Regions from separate parts of the Homo sapiens genome. Here region 1 is linked to region 2. Evidence: chromatin contacts called from ENCODE Hi-C data. All regions are on one chromosome and are shown on one strand. Each heading gives the region's core, a stretch centred on a gene start or an enhancer-like site at or near the end of the contact. The rest is flanking DNA. Distances are from core to core; before and after follow the strand shown. Region 1 holds the start of ANAPC15 (anaphase promoting complex subunit 15). Region 2 holds the start of MYEOV (myeloma overexpressed).

Evidence for each region. Hi-C counts contacts between places; a loop is a spot of excess contacts on that map. Pooled maps may share reads with other maps.
Region 1: a loop to region 2 is called in a map with no recorded cell type, with 9 times the contacts of the local background. The contact joins the promoter of ANAPC15 here to the promoter of MYEOV in region 2. A Hi-C loop is called at or near these places in 2 of 37 single-sample maps with no recorded cell type and 2 of 50 pooled maps.

What each region holds. Positions count from the first base shown.
Region 1 is chr11:72,111,445-72,114,144 of GRCh38, forward strand. ANAPC15 (anaphase promoting complex subunit 15) reads right to left here and starts at 1,251. Exons shown (of 6, transcript NM_014042.3): 1 at 1,206-1,251; 2 at 1-52. RefSeq lists enhancers at 521-1,058, 730-899, 1,059-1,596, 1,070-1,129, 1,230-1,289 and 1 more and a silencer at 1,260-1,477.
Region 2 is chr11:69,292,705-69,295,404 of GRCh38, forward strand. MYEOV (myeloma overexpressed) reads left to right here and starts at 1,451. Exons shown (of 3, transcript NM_001293291.2): 1 at 1,451-1,872; 2 at 2,529-2,700. The coding sequence starts at 2,651. RefSeq lists an enhancer at 22-573.

The DNA.
Region 1 (2,700 bases), core at 1-2,500, 2.8 Mb after region 2:
CTGTTTGACCTTGGCTGAGTCACTTAACCTCTCTGAGCCTCAGTGTCTTCATCTGTAAAATGGGGATAATAACAATTATACCACTGTCAAAGTTATTCTGATAATTAAGTAAATAATGGATCAACAAAGCTGTTTGCAGGCTGTTCAAGGAGGGATGAGAATGGGAGTCAAGTGTAGGGATAGGAATCCAGAATGCAGACTGGCATTATGAAATTATACAAAATTAGAGGTAGCAGGGTTCTACTGAAACTATCCCTACCTCCTCCACACACTAAAACCTGCTTTTTGACCCTTTATGATGGCCCATACCACACCCACCCAGTGTCAGAAATTTAGGACACTAACGACCTCTCATGAATCACAGCCAAATGTCGGGGTGGAGGGATTGTAGCATATGCAAGCAGGGTTCAGTAAGACATTCTAGGAGGCATGAATAAGTGGATAAATAAGTAGATGGAAGATTGAATGGATGAACTAACATTATAAGGGTACAATCAGCTTTGAGCGGCTGAGGGAGCCGACCAGGAGTGCCAGATAATCTGAATTAAACTTAGGACAGGCGAACTGAGGCCCAGCGACAGGCAGAGACTGGCTTTAGGTCATACAGTGTGTCGGGGCTTAGAATTCCTCCGTGAAAGGGATGAGCAGGAGAAAATAATCGATGCCTGGTCCTGCTTTTGTCTTAATTTATCTGACCGACCCAGGGCCAGCCGCTGCCCTTCCCTGTATCTCAGATTCCCAACCCGCGTAATTAGGCACGACGGTAAACACCCTCATGTCCAAGAAGTACTGACAGACCAGCGATCTCGGCTCCGAAAGCCCAACCCACCGTCGCAAAGCCACCGCCCTTTCTTTGCTCATTACGATAATGACCATGCAGTTGACCAACAGAAAGAAAGCAGGGCGGGTCTCAGACAGAAATTTGGCCTTATAGGGTTGCTAAACGCGAAAAAAGCGGGGCCTGGGTAGGACCAATTAACTGAAAGAAATGCTGGGTGACAGGAAGTGACACCAATGAATGACGGACCTTGTGTGACGGGGTGGGGCTTAGTCTCGAGGAAGCGGCCAATGAGCTGGAGCTCTTTAAGGGTTAAGGACTCTCAATATGGAGCTCCTGGGGAGTCGGGTCAAAGGAAATGGGTTTCTCTGGGGGAAAAAGGAATGAAGGGGCAAGGAGACGGTTGCAGCCTTGCGTCTGTACTTACCGCGCCGGGAGGCTGCTGCCGGCGGCGACCCGGAAGCGCTTCACCCAGCCTGAGCGGAAGAACCCACCAGAATCCGGGACTCACCAAACGCATGCGTCCTTCGTCTCCTTTTGTTTTCCCCGCTCCCGCCCACTAAACCGGATGTGACGTTGACCTACCTTAGTCACATTGTTAGGGAAGGAAGTGTGCCGCGCCTACCTATCTGCCCCGCCTTGAGTCTCAGCCAGTCGGCGTCTCCATCCTGGCGCCAGCACTACGGTCTCGTTTAACCACTGCCCCGTTTAACCCCTGCCCTTTTGTTGCCAGTCACCATTTGCTTGTTAACCCCTTCTGAAGAAGAGCTGACAGCAACCTTTTAGTGCGAGGGCCATTCGTCCTGCTGCATCCCAGAAAACTAATCTGTTACTACTTCAGAATTGCTGGTTGATGTTAGGCCCCTCCTATCTGTGCTCTCTCAGCTACAGTTTCCCGTTTGAGCATATTCATTCTTTTTTATTTTTGCTCTGAACAAAAATATTAGAGTTACAATATTACTATATTCCAGGCCTTGCTAGAAACTGGGGATAAATCTAGGAATATGGTCGCTTCCCTGGAAGACCTCACAGTCCAGGGAAGCCAAACCCTGCAGACATGCAGTAGACTTAGTGGTCTCTCTTAAGGTTGCTTGTTGAGTTTTGACATTGGAGATTATGTACAGACTTGAATGACTAGTTAGCCTCAGGCACAGCATTCTGTTGCTGGGGGAATCAGCTGCCCTCCTCAGGCCTGGGCCAAGTACACTTAGAGATCGCCCTCGTCACCTCTCCCATCCTTTGCTGATGCCTCTGTTCTAGTAACCTCTGACTCAGCTTCGCCTTTAGAGATACTCATGCTTTCTGGCAACAGAGGTCCTTCAAACCCAATTCCTATTAAACTCCATCACTTACCAGCCTCTTTCAGGGACAGCAGTTATCCGCATTTCCAGTACTGTCCTGGCCAGATGTGTGAGTTTTGGCAATTCCTTTTCCTCTCTCTGGACTCAGCTTCTTTGTCAACCAGCATCATAATCTCTGCCCAGCCTTCCTTCTATCCTGGGCTGATGTGAAGATTGGATAAGAATTGTTCAAGAGGTCGTGTACTGTGCATATTGAATGTGATTATATTGCCAAATAGCACTGTTTGTTATAGTTTTTCATTAAAGAGTAAACTTTGCCTCTTGGAAATGACTACCTTTTTCATTCATTCAACAAATACCTACTGAGTGCCTTAGTATATGTCCATCACTATTCTTAGTAGTGGGTATACAATAGTAAACAAAACAGACCAAAAAAGTCCCTCTTTTCATGCAGCCTTCATTCTGAGAGAGGTAAACAATAAAGAAGATAGATAAATAAAATATGTAGTTGTAAGATTGCAGTAAATAAGAGAAAAAATAAATCTGAGAAGTGGGAATAAAATATTTGCAGGGGAGGTGTTTTATTTCAGACTGGGGGGCCAAAGTCACTGGGAAGGTGAC
Region 2 (2,700 bases), core at 201-2,700:
GCTCAGTGGGAACCAAATGCCATCCTATCTCCCCACCTCACTGGTGTCACCATCTTCCTGGGAGCTGTCTGGATAACCCTCTCCCTGGCCCTCACCTTTAATTTGTCCCTGAGTCCCATCAGGGTCACCCTCCATCCCACTGCCATCTTCCTGGGAGCTGTCTGGATAACCCTCTCCCTGGCCCTCACCTTTAATTTGTCCCTGAGTCCTATCAATCAGGGTCACCCTCCATCCCACCACCATCTCCCACCTGAGTGAGAATGGGAACCTCCTCTCCCACTCCCTCCAATTCCCCTCCACTACAGCTGGGGGAGGCTTCTAAAATGCCAAATATAGCCCAGTTTCTGCAACTTGCAGGGTCCCCAGCCCTCGGGAGAAAGTCCAAACCCCTGACAAAGCCTGTGAAGCCCCCTGAGGCCCTGTGGGTCTGGGGCTAGCTCTGGGCTGCAGCCCTGTCTCTGGTCATAGTCCAGCATCCACCACGGTCCAGGTGCACTGAGCTGCCGGCCCTCTCTCCCCTCCGCTGGCTCCTTCCTCCTGACTGCCCGTCTTTCCCTGGCCTCTCTATGCTTCCCGCTGGCATTGACGACAGTGTCCTGGAGAGCTGGGCAGGGAGGGCTGCCTTGGGTTCCTACTGTGTGCTCCACCTAGTGCTGGTCTTGGCCCTTAGCAAGTGCTCAGTACACCCGTGTGGAATTGGGCGGTGAGGGTAAAGGGAGGAGGAGGGAAGGGCCAAGAGCTCCCTGTGCTCAATGAAGAGAGGGACTTGAGCAAGTACTCATTTTTAGTACTTCCCAAGATGTGTACAAGAGGCCTGGGGCCAGCAGAACTCCTTGCCCCTGCCCATCCCCCTCCAGTCTATGGGGTCCACCCCCAGCTGCCCAGCTGTGAGGCCTCCATGGCTCAGCTCCTCATCTATTAAGTGAGGACAGCAGTCGTCCCCCTCACAGCGAGGCCACGTGGGTTACATAACTTTTTCTTAGGGTGCCTGGCCTGCAAGAAACCCCTAAGAATGTTCTATATTCCTAGGCCCACTGTTATTCTTAATATTACCCAGGAAAGGGTGGTGAAGCGAGTAAATAAATGAATAGGTGAATGAATAAATGAATGAATGAATGGCACCCTAGCCCCACTGTCTTCTGGGTGGCTTCAGGATCCTTGAGGAGGTTGGCCGTGTAGGTTCCCCTCAGGTAGGACCTAGGTGAGCTGGGGAGTCTTAACTCACCCAGGGCAGGCCTTAAGGTTGGGCACACCCATGTGTGGGCTCTGCCCTGGCCTTAACCGAGAGAGGGAAATGTTGACGGGGAAGAAAGCCCTGCCCACCAGGCAGCCCCACCCACCTGGGCTAGCCCCACTCACAAGCAGCCCCACCCACCTGGGTTAGTCCCACCCACCAGGCAGCTCCGCCTACCTTGGCTATCCCCCTCTGAGTTCTTGCCTTGATTCTCCTGTTACTGTCCCGCGAACCCACATCCCTACAAAGCAGGAAAGTATGCTTGGGAGAGGCCAAGTGAGTGGGGAATCAGCCCAAAGCCAGGCGTCCAGGGTCTCCCTCACCTGAAGCTGACTTTTTCCCCACCTTGGACAGAGGGCGGGAGATGCCATCCCCACTGAACCCAGTGCTTTCACCAGCCATATTAGCTCCCACTCACCCCCCGTCGTGGAAGCCTCGGCCGTCACACCTGCAGGGCCGGGGCGTGCATGGCCTCAGGGATGGCCTGTTCAGCTGCTGGGTGACTCGGGTCCAGGTGCCTCACCACCTGCTGAGCTCTGTGTGATTTCTGGACACTTCTGCTCGTTGCCTTTGGGCTCAGTGAAGAGTCTGGAGTTTATCTGGAGTGAGGTGGCCGGTTCTTGGTGGGATCTGAGCAGGTAAGAAGCAGGGTCTTTCTTATGTTTTAAGGAAAGCCCTGTGGCTGCTGGGTGGGGGACCAGCTGGAGGGGCAGGAGGGCAGCAGGTGACTCATTACAAGGCTGGGGCCATCATCCTGTGAGAGCTGGGCATGACCAGTGCAGGTCAGTGGGGTTGAGGGTACAGACCAGTGGGACCCACAGACGGCTCGGGAGTGACCAAGCCTCTGCTGAGCTGCCCAGGTCCCCTCTGGTGGACACCTCCTACCCGGAGCCCCCCAAGGTGGTGCCAAAGCTAGACCACCATACAGCCAGAGGCCTCCAGGCCCTACCCACGACAGCCCAGCTGGCTTCTGCCCAGCCACCGTCACACACAGAGGGCAGCCGTCCCCATGGTCCCTAGAGGCGGTTGAGGACCACTGTGCCTGGAGTCATCTGTGGCTATAAACCAGGAGGAGAAGGCTGCCCACCCCCTGCCCCAGAGATGGGGAGGCTGGGGCCACCCGGTGGATTTGGGCAGGTCCCAGCTTCCAGGATCATGAGGTGAAAACGTGAAGGGACCCTAGAGGCCATGGGGACCCAGGCACAGAGCGGCGGCCTCTCATCCTCCCCATGGTCAAGGAGGTCAGTGCCTTCCCGGGGTGGATTACGGATGGTAGTATCTTCCTTCTCCTCAGAGTCCATTCAGGAGCAGGAAAGTTCATCTCAGACCCTAAATCCAGCCACGTCATGCCACGCTTAACACCTCTAACAACTTCCCCTGGCACTTAGGACAGCGTCTGGCTCCTTCCCTCGGCTCATGGCCCTCAGAATCTGCGTCACATACACCCCAGCTCTCCCGATAGGTCT